Linked DNA regions of Homo sapiens: region 1 is linked to region 2. A link is an interaction called in ENCODE POLR2A ChIA-PET data of the cell type or tissue named here. Cell type or tissue: K562. All regions are shown on one strand. Each heading gives the region's core, and the rest is flanking DNA. Links, peaks and the distances in the headings are about the cores only.

Region 1 (5,375 bases), core at 230-5,229, 150 kb before region 2:
TTCTGTCTCAAAAAAAAAAAAAAAAAGAGAGAGAGAGAGAGAGAGAAGAGGAAAAATTCCTTCTAAAAAACCAAAAAACAAGCAAACAAACAAACAAACACAAAAAAACAAAAAAAAAAACAAAAACCTTCCTCCTACCTAAGCACGCTTCAGTGACCCCTCTATGTTTTCATAGTACCTGATATTTACCTCCACCAAGGCCTTCTTATTTTAGCAAAGTGGTTTTCAGATTTGTCTTCCTCACCAGACCGTGAGTTCCTTTGGGTCTTAGAGGGGGACATACTCATCTGTGACCCCTTGTCGGTATCCTCTGTCCCCATCCCCATGGGCAGTGGTAGTGGGAGCTCAGTAAATGTGTGAGCGAATGACAGAATGAATATGTTCATCCCTGAGGGTCCTCACATGAAAGAAGATCAGCTTAGAGCATCTTACGTGCCTGGTGGAGTATGATGAATGCGATCCTCACTACAGAGTTGGGGCGCAGAGAACTAAGGAACGAAGCTAAGTGCTTATGTTTAAAAGTACTAGACAGAAAAGCTGTTAGCAAGTGATCCTCTTTCTTAAAGAGCTGTAAGGTACATCTTCCAAAAGATACTCTAGAGAGGGACCTGGTGGGGTATGCATCCAGCTGTAACCCGGAGGCCTTGGTGGCTGTAAATCTGGAATTGTGTGGGTTGAGATGAAAACGCTTTCCAGTCATTAGGCCCCATTGTGAAGGTAATTATATAAAGTCCTGATGCAGACACCTGGGCCAGGAGTGGGCTGGATCTGCCCTGAGTGGCCCCCACAGGGGAGAAGAGTGGGAGAGAAGCATCTGGAAAGATACAGGAGGGTAGCAAGAGCTGATCAAAATAGAAGGGAAGAAGCAGAAGAGAAGATGAGGGAGAGAAGTGCCAGGAGAAAGACCACATAGGAGCCAAACCCGTTGGACAGGGGTCTGCAACCAAGGAGCTGAGGCCTGGAATGTAACTACTGATGGGGAAACAGAGGGCATGGGATTGAGCTTGCTGCTGCCAGGGAAAAGAGGCAGAGAGGGGTGAATAAATAGTGAATGCCTACCTCAGTTAATCAAACATTTATTACATGTCTACTACATGCTAGGCACTGCACTAAGGCACTAAGGATACAAAGGTACAAGATGGTATACATAAGCACATGCAAACCCCGTTCATTCCGGGATTTACAGAGCAGTGAGAGAGACACAGACAAAGCCTGAGACTATGAAAATTTGTTCGGCAGAGAGCAGTGGCTCGCGCCTGTAATCCCAGCACTTTGGGAAGCTAAGACTGGAAGATAGTTTGAGGCTAGGAGTTCAAGACCAGCCTAGGCAATGTAGTGAGACCCCCATCTCAACAAAAATAAAAGTATTAGCCAGGCATAGTGGTGCACACCAGAAGGCCCACTTGAGCCTGGAAATATCGAGGCTACAGTGAGCCATGATTGCGCCATTGCACTCCAGCCTTGACAACAAAGCAAAACCTTGTCTCAATAAATAAATAAAAATAAAAGCATGCCCTGGTCACCTTTCATGGCACAAAAGCATTATTTAAAAAAATTGTTAGATAGAAGTAAGAGAAGAAGAAGAATGCAATGGGAACACAATAAAGGGACACTTCCAGCTGGAGGAGACGCCCGTTGAGCTCAGTGTTGATGGATGGGTCAGTCAAGGGGAGAGAGGTGGGAGGGGGCTCCTGCTAAGGAGGCAGCATGAGCAAACACATGGACACACAGGCCAATGTGGAATGGGATGCAGAGGTGATGGGGACATGACAAGAGCCGGAGAAGCCAGGTGGAACCAGGTACAGCCACGTGTGCCAGACTAACGGGCTTGACTTCAACCTGCAGGTAATGGAGACTCATTGACAGGTTTTCTCAGTGCCTGATGTGGTGAAATTTGCATTTTAGGGGTGTCACGTTGACTATAGTGTGAGAGTGAATTTACGTAGAGGAAGACTGTAGTCAGGGAGACCAATTAGGAGTTGATTGCCATTGTCAAAGTGAAAGATGTGGTGCCATTATCTGAGATGGAGGACACAGAAAGAGAATAGTTAGCAGGAGGGAGGGGTGATGATGATATGTTTGAGACAAGTTGAGTATAGAATGTTTGTGGACTACTTAAGAGCATGTGTCTAACAGGCATTTGAATATGAGCATAGGAAACTGAAGGGAGAGGTGGCAGCTGAAGACACGGATTTGGGCTTCATCAGCAAATGGATCATAGCTTCAGTGGATGGAAGTGAACCAGCTCTCCCAGGAAGAAAACACACAAAGCCAAGCAGTGGGCTCAGGCTTGAACTTTGAGAAACTCCCATGTTTAAGGGGTGCTGAAAAAGCGGCCTCTAAGAAAGACAATGCTAGAGGGAAGTCAGAGAGTCAGAGAAGTAGAAGGAAAACCAGCGAAGACTCAGGGCCACAGAAGACAAGAAATGGGAGGTTTCAGGAAGGAAGGAGAGGACAACAGGGTCAGAAGCAGCGGAGAGGCCCAAAAAGATAAACTGCAAGTGGCCACTGGGGTTTGCAAAAATGGAAGTAATGGATGATCTTTTTAAAAATGTATGTTGTGTGGTGTAGGGCAAGATATTAGCAAGTGGTGAAGTCTAAATAGTGTATGGGAGTTCCTTTTTTTTTTTTTTTTTTTTTTTGGATGCAGGGTCTCACTCTGCTGTCCAGGCTGGAGTGCAGTGGTGCGATCATAGCTCACTGCAGCCTCCAACTCCTAGGCTCAAGCAATCTTTCTACCTCAGCCTCCCAAGTAGCTAAGACTACATACAGGCACATGCCACCACAACTGGCTAATTAAATATGCCCGGCCTCTTGCAACTTGTCTTTGGGTTTGAAATTGCATGAAAATAAATAGTTACCCCCTAGGGCCAGGTGGCACATGCCTGTAACCCCAGCACTTTGGGAGGCCGAGGTGGGCAGATCACTTGAGGTCAGGAGTTTGGAGACCAGCCTGACCAGCATGGTGAAACCCCATCTCTACTAAAAATACAAAAATTAGCCAAGCGTGGTGGCTCACACCTGTAGTCCCAGCTACTTGGGAGGCTGAGGCAGGAGAATCACTTGAACCCTGGAGGTGGTGGAGGTTGCAGTGAGCCAAGATCACGCCGCTGCACTCCAGCCTGGGTGACAGAGCGAGGCTCCGTTTCAAAAAAAAAAAAAAAAAAGGAAAAAGAAAAGAAAAAACAGTTATCCCCCCAAAAGTGGGTTTTTGTTTTAAAATAATGAATAATGCAAGGTCATTTTTAAGATGTATACAATTCTAAAAGGCATAGACTAGAAAATGAAAATTCCCCTTTCCCTCATCAGTATCTGAATCCCACCCTGCAATAGTAACTTTGTCATTGTTAATAGTTTGGTACATTTCCTGCCACATTCACTTTATTTGTTGTTCTTACAAAAATACAATCATACTATATATTCTATTTTGCTATTTAAAATATACCACAGGCATTTTGTCATGACAGAATACATGTTTTCACCTTCATTCTTCAACACTGCACAGTATTCTATCATATGGATACTCATTCATTATTAATTCTGAAATTTAAAACCTTTTTAAAAGTACAGAAAATAAAATAACGGACACCCATGTAGCTACTTTTATTTTATTGTATTTCATTTTATTTCATTTTGAGATGGAGTCTTGCTCTGTCACCAGGATGGAGTGCAGTGGTGCTATCTCGGCTCACTGCAACCTCCGCCTCTTGGGTTCAAGCAATTCTCTGCCTCAGCCTCCTGAGTAGCTGGGATTATAGGCACCCACCACCACACCTGGCATTTGTTTTTGTTTTTGTTTTTGTTTTGAGATGGAGTTTTGCTCTTATTGCCCAGGCTGGAATGCAATGGCTCGATCTCAGCTCACTGCAACCTCTGCCTCCCGGCTTCAAGCGATTCTTCTGCCTCAACCTCCTGAGTAGCTGGGATTACAAGGGTGCACCACCATGCCCAGCTAATTTTGAGTTTTTAGTAGACATGAGGCTTCACAATGTTGGTCAGGCTGGTCTCGAACTCCTGACCTCAGATGATCTGCCCACCTTGGCCTCCCAAAGTGCTGGGATTACAGGCATGAGCCACTGTGCCTGGCCCAGCTATTTTTGTTTTGTTTTGTTTTGTTTTTGTATTTTGTATTTGTGTAGAGACAGGGTTTCACCATCTTGGCCAGGCTGGTCTTGAACTCCTGACCTCGTGATCCACCTGCCTCGGCCTCCCAAAGTGCTGGGATTACAGGCATGAGCCACCACACCTGGCCTGCAACTACTCTTTTAAAACAAATGTTAACAGTCTGTGATACCTGTTTTAGATTCTTTTTTGGACTATAGTGGGCTTGCCTGGATGAGATATGATTGAAAAGCCCCAGGATGGCCAGAAGTTGCTTAAAAATACAGCCTGACCTCATCACACCCCTGCTTTAACCTTTTCAGTGGCTCCCATAGCCTCTAGGCTCAGTCCAAGCTCTTTAGTAAGGCATTCCTATGAGCCTCGGCCTGTGTCCACTTGCCTTCCTCTCCCCGACACAGCCAGGCACAGGTCCTTTCATTGTCCTTTCCTCAGGCTCATCTCTCTAGCTGGATTAATTCCCCATTCCACTCGGCTGCCCCACCACCATCCCACTTGGAGAATACTTAGTCATCTTTAGGACCCAGCTCAAGAGTCACTCGGGTGCCCCACCCCTGCCAGGTAGGACTGAACTCTTCCTATCCCCACTATTATGGCCTCCATCTGTTTCTATCATAGAATTTTGCTTTGTTTGGGGTTTTGTTTTGTTCTGTTTTTGAGATGGAGTCTTGCTCTGTTGCTCAGGCTGGAGCGCAGTGATGTGATCTTGGCTCACTGCAACCTCCACCTCCCAGGTTCAAGCAATTCTTGTGCCTCAGCCTCCTGAGTAGCTGGGACTACAGGCACGTACCACCACGCCCAGCTAGTTTTTTTGTTATGAGACAGGATCTTGCTCTGTCACCCAGGCTGGAGGGCAGTGGTGCAATCTTGGCTCACTGCAGCCTCAACCTCCCAGACTCAAGCATTCCTCCCACCTCAGCCTCCCAAGTAGCTTGGACAACAGGCACACACTACCACCACATCCAGCTAATTTTCTTATTATTTTTTGTAGATAGGTTCTCACTATTTTGCCCAGGCTTGCCTTGAGCTCCCAAGCTCAAGCAATCCTCCTGCCTTAGCCTTCAAATGTGCTAGGAATATAGGCGTGAGCCACCGCACCCAGCCTGTCGCAGAGCTCTTATCCTTGGCTCCCCTTTGTTGAACTGCCCATCACCCACCCTGGACTATAAGTCCCTTGAGGACAAGATCCTTGTCTTATTCTTCTCTGACTCCCCAGTGCCTGCACCATGACTGGCACACTCTGCAAATACTCTTTA
Region 2 (5,375 bases), core at 285-5,284:
TCGGGAGGCTGAGGCAGGAGAATGGCGTGAACCTGGGAGGTGGAGCTTGCAGTGAGCCGAGATTGCGCCACTGCACTCCAGCCTGGGCGACAGAGCAAGACTCAGTGTCAAAAAGAAAAAAAAAAGAAAAATCCCTTAGCTTCTCTGAGACAGAAACCAAACTTTTCAATGGAATTTTGCTACAAAAAAAAAATATATAATAAGGGTCTTAGAAGTAGAAGAGTTTACAAGACACATGTCTTTATTCTCATGAGGCAGCAACCTGGCTATGGGCTGTCGAGCTGACATAATTCAGGGTTTCCAGCCTCTTCTCTTTCTTGCCATGGCTTTATCTGGGTGGAATTCTTAACTCTTACCTGAGATAAATTCAGATTTACAAGATCTCTAGAGTAGCAGTATGGCCTGTGGTTCAGAGCATGGACTCTGGGAATGACTGCCTGGGTTTGAATCCAGCTCTCTGTTTTTTTTTTTTTTTTTTTTTTTTTCTGAGACAGAGTCTTGCTCTGTCACCCAGGCTGGAGTGCAGTTGTGTGATCTCGGCTCACTGCAAACTCTGCCTCCTGGGTTCAAGCAATTTCTCCTGCCTCAGCCTCCCAAGTAGCTGGGATTACAGGCAACCACCACCGCACCTGGCTAATTTTTGTATTTTTACTAGAGACGGAGTTTCACCTTGTTGGCTAGGCTGGTCTGGAACTCCTGACCTCGTGATCTGCCTGCCTTGGCCTCCCAAAGTGCTGGGATTACAGGTGTGAGCCACCGCACCTGGCCCAGCTCTTGTTGCCCAGGCTGGAGTGCAATGGTGCAATCTTGGCTCACTGCAACCTCCACCCTCCAGGTTCAAGCAATTCTCCTGCCTCAGCCTCCCAAGTAGCTGGGATTACAGGCACCCACCACCGCGCCCAGCTAATTTTTTGTATTTTTAGTAGAGACAGGGTTTCACCATGTTGGCTAGGCTGGTCTCAAACTCCTGATCTCAGGTGATCCACCCGCCATGGCCTCCGAAAGTGCTAGGATTACAGGCCTGAGCCACCGTGCCCAGCCTCAGCTCTCCTTTTTATAAGCTGAATCATCTTGGGCAAGTTACATAACCAATCTGTGTCTCAGTGTCTTCAGCTTAGGAAAACAAGGTCATTGTTAATTAGTGAATCAGTTACTATACAGTAATGAATAATGTCTTATTCCTTATAAATAATCAAATTTTAAACTATTACGATTATAATAGTATCATTAAGTCTAATAGTTTCACTTCTTCCTTAATACCACTTTACAAACCTCCCTCATCCTCAGCTCTGGCCTGGGCTATACCTCTCTTTACAGACCCCAGGTCTCTGCAGATAATCCCTTAGTGTCCAGCCACCCAGGTAATGGACACTTTGCCCTAACTGGCCTCAAAGAGCCATTTCTGGAGCTGCAGGCCTTCTCCCCTAAACCTGCTAGTTATTTATTTCATACCTAGATGCCTCCCTGAATAATTTCTTTTTCTTTTCTTTTCTTTTCTTTTTTTTTTTTTTTTTTTTTTAAGAGATGGGGGTCTCAGGCCAGGCGCAGTGGCTCACACCTATAATCCCAACACTTTGGGAGGCTGAGTCGAGCAGATCACCTGAGGTCAGGAGTTCGAGACCAGCCTGGCCAACATGGTGAAACCCTGTCTCTACTAAAAATACAAAAAAAAAAAAAAAAAATTGGCCGGGCATGGTGACACATGCCTGTAATCCCAGCTACTTGGGAGGCTGAAGCAGAATTGCTTGAACCCGGGAGGCGGAGTGCAATGAGCTGAGATCACGGCACTGCACTCCAGCCTGGATGACAAGAGTGAGACTCTATGTCGAAAAACAAAAAATAAAGAGATTGGGGTCTCACTATGTTGCCAGGCTGATCTCAAAGTCCTGGGCTCAAGCAATCCTCCTGCCTCGGCCTCCCGAAGTGCTGGGATTACAGGCATGAACCGCTGCACCCAGCCCTCCCTAATTAATGTCTGACCCAATTCCCTCCACCCTGTTCTGTTTGGTGAAGATTTCTTTTTTTTTTTTTTTACCAATGGGTTCCTAAAGCAGTTTTATGCTTTGGTAAAGCTTGGTTGTTAAACCTGTTGTTTGAAACTCTGTTCTGGCTCTTGCCTCACATGTGGCCATGTGGCCTTGCTGCCAGACAGCAGCCTTCCTTCTGTATCACAACAGCTTTTTCCACATTCAGAGGCAGAGCTCTGGCATTCTTCCCATTTCAAAACCCTTGACTCCATATCAGATTGCCCATACAGTCCCTCTTCCCCACATGAGCCCTGGCTACTCCTTATCTTGTCCGGAAAGAACTGACTGACAGGTGCTGAGCTCACCGGGAAATTTATTTCAAATTTCAAACCCTATGTACTGCTCCTTGTCTTCTGATAATACTCATGTGACCCCTCTTCTATGGACTGTCCCATCCACTTCCTCACCTCAAGCCCAAGAAAACTTTTGGTATCCTTTCACAAGAGTTTGTAACACAGAAACTACTTTGCATGTGGCAACTAAGAAAGGGGTCATTCATTTCCAATACCCTTCTCAACCCCTTGCCTATACATAGGCAATATCACCATCTTCTCCCCAAACTCTTTTCCCCCAGGTCCTGGTCTCTGTTTCTTCCTACTGCGTACCATGCTGTATAGTTCTGTTAACCTTAAAAGACAGATTGCAAAATGGAACAGAAGAAATGAGACAGAAAGAGGAAAATGAAGTATATGACCAGGCAGATGGCTGGTCAATTACTAGAATAGAAGCTCTCTTTTGTGTGTGTCCATAAATACAGAAAACCTTCCTAAAAGCCTGACCGCTGGTGGGCACTTGGAGAATGCTTGCCTGGATGGATTGGTGCTTCTGCCCACTGCTCTTCCAGTGGGAAGGGTGGTAGGGCAAAGAGTAACCTGCCCAAGGGCCTGGCTCATGTAAGTTGACTGACAGCTCTTCTCACGCTGATTCTGACGTCTTCCTCTTCGCTGCGCTTGTTTTCAGTTCATCTCCGCAATACCTACCCGATCCCTGAAGTTCCTGAAGGAGGCTGGGCATGGCACCACCAAAGAGGAGATCACCAAGGATGCCGAGGGACTGGATGAGATTGACCATGCTGAGATGGAGCTGCGCCGAGGCCAGATCCTCTGGTTCCGGGGCCTGAACCGTATCCAGACTCAGGTACTCTGATAGTGGTCTGTCCTTCCCTTGGGAGAAGCAGCTTCCCATCTTGGAAGGTGTTGGGAGGGTAGCAGTTCTTGTCGGCCAGCATCTCTTCCCTTCCAAAGGCTCACTACTGATGGGCAGCCCTAGATCCTCAGCTTCAGGACAGACACGCAAAAGGATCTGTGTGGGGTCCTCTGAGAGGAGAGGAGTCAAATGACCTAGACCATGGGACACTATTAGCATAGTCCTTTAGCTCTGGGTTGACCCTAAAGCCCAGCCTGCCACCCTCTATCAAATGGGCAAGCTTCAGCATAAGGTCTCTTGCAAGCACTAGACCTGACCCCAGGGTGGGAAATGCTCAGTTTTTCCCTACCCTTCAGAAGGAAGGAGTTAGACAATATCAATATGCCAACATACCCAGCATTCACTTAATATAGCTTCCTCACACTGCCATTATAGGAATAGATGCTATCTGGAAGGGTCTTTGTAAAAGAAACTCACCTTGTTATATCTCCCCCATTCAAAGTGTAAGGCCATGGTGGGGAATCTGATGGTTTCATGTGTAAAAATGACAATAGTCTCTTGATGTCTGAGCATCTTTTGCAGGATTCAGACTTGCTTCCTGACAAGGAGGAAGCAATAATTTCTTCAAGCCTCTTCCCTTCTTGCAATTTCTGAAATGGGATAGAAGCCACCCCTGCTGCTCTTATGTCCCCTGTCTATAGCCCCACAATAACTTTTATTTTTTCCACTTTCCATGCATCAATTGTAACTACTTTCTCCTGGGTGAATGCGCTGATCTAAGCATTGATAATTCTGTCTTCCCCTGCTCTCACCCCCCATAGCTTTATTGTTTTAATCCTGAGATTTTCCATTTCAAAAACACTGTAAATTCCAAGATCTCAAGGGTGGTCTCCAGAAAACAGGCGTATTTCTCTCTGCTGATTGGCTAGAGATCTTCAAAATAAGTTTCACTGTCTAAAACTGGCCTTGCAAATGTTTTAGAAAGTTCCCCAGTCGGCCAGGCATGGTGGCTCACGCCTGTAATCCCAGCACTTTGGGAGGCCAAGGTGGGTGGATCACCTGAGGTCGGGAGTTCAAGACCAGCCTGACCAACATGGAGAAACCGCGTCTCTACTAAAAATCCAAAATTAGCCGGGCGTAGTGGCACATGCCTGTAATCCCAGCTACTCGGGAGGCTGAGGCAGAAGAATTACTTGAACCCGGGAGGCAGAGGTTGTAGTGAGCTGAGATTGCGCCATTGCACTCCAGCCTGGCCAACGAGAGCTAAACTCTGTCTCACAAAAAAAAAAAGACTGGGCGCGGTGGTTCTCACCTGTAATCCAGCACTTTGGGAGGCCAAGGCAGGTGGATCCCCTGCCTTAGGTGAAACCCCGTCTCTACTAAAAATACAAGCCAGGCATGGTGGCACATGCCTGTAGTCCCAGCTACTTGGGAGGCTGAGGCAGGAAAATCGCTTGAACCCAGGAGGCGGAGGTTGCAGTGAGCTGAGACCACACCATTGCACTCCAGCCTGGGTGACAGATTGAGAGTTGTCTCAAAAAAAAAAGAGAAAGAAAAGAAGTTCCCCAGTCAATCCCACCTCGTTAGTGTATAGGAGAGATAGATGGAGTGAATATTCTAAACTATATACCTGGTAGGAACTTATCCCCTATAGGCAAGACAACAAATAGAAAAGTGGAAAAGAGGCCGGGTGCGGTGGCTCACGCCTGTAATCCCAGCACTTTGGGAGGCCGAGGCTGGCAGATCATAAAGTCAGGAGTTCGAGACCAGCCTGGCCAACATAGTGAAACCTTGGCTCTGCCAAAAATACAAAAATTAGCTGGACGTGGTGGTGGGCGCCTGTAATCCCAGCTACTCTGGAGGCTGAGGCAGGAGAATCGCTTGAACCCGGAAGGCTGAGGTTGCAGTGAGCTGAGATCGCGCCATTACACACCAGCCTGGGCAACAAGGCAAGACTCTGTCTCAAAAAAAAAAAAAAAAAAGAAGAAGAAAAGTGGATTGCAGACTCACTATGCACCTGACTGTACTTCCAGGCAGGTGCTTTTTCTGTCTGCCAGAGAAACATTCCAGGGTGCTGTGGCTGCCTCACCTATCCAGGGCGATGCAGCTCCCTGGGGACACAGGTGCTTCCTGGGGAGCCCTGAGCACTTCTCCGTGTTGCTGGCCTCACATCCAATTGGGCAGGCATTGGAGTCCGGGCAC

What was found. Peaks named below come from ENCODE experiments on the same cell type or tissue, not always from the same donor. Only the 100,000 strongest peaks of a DNase experiment are listed, where the experiment ranks them.
Region 1: POLR2A ChIA-PET joins it to region 2 with 5 read pairs; 3 of 35 experiments call an interaction of 5 or more read pairs at or near these places.

Annotation. Positions count from the first base shown.
Region 1 is chr1:203,576,286-203,581,660 of GRCh38, forward strand. No RefSeq gene overlaps it. Among named protein-coding and RNA genes, the nearest start is that of ATP2B4, 48 kb to the right of the region's middle. In K562, for the core only: no CTCF peak of the experiment used is centred there; no DNase peak of the experiment used is centred there; H3K27me3 peaks cover 4,245 bases.
Region 2 is chr1:203,724,408-203,729,782 of GRCh38, forward strand. ATP2B4 (ATPase plasma membrane Ca2+ transporting 4) reads left to right here. Exons shown (of 21, transcript NM_001684.5): 20 at 2,988-3,164. It overlaps SNORA77 (small nucleolar RNA, H/ACA box 77), which reads left to right and starts at 5,174; the gene lies at 5,174-5,298. In K562, for the core only: no CTCF peak of the experiment used is centred there; a DNase peak (open chromatin) is centred at 2,264.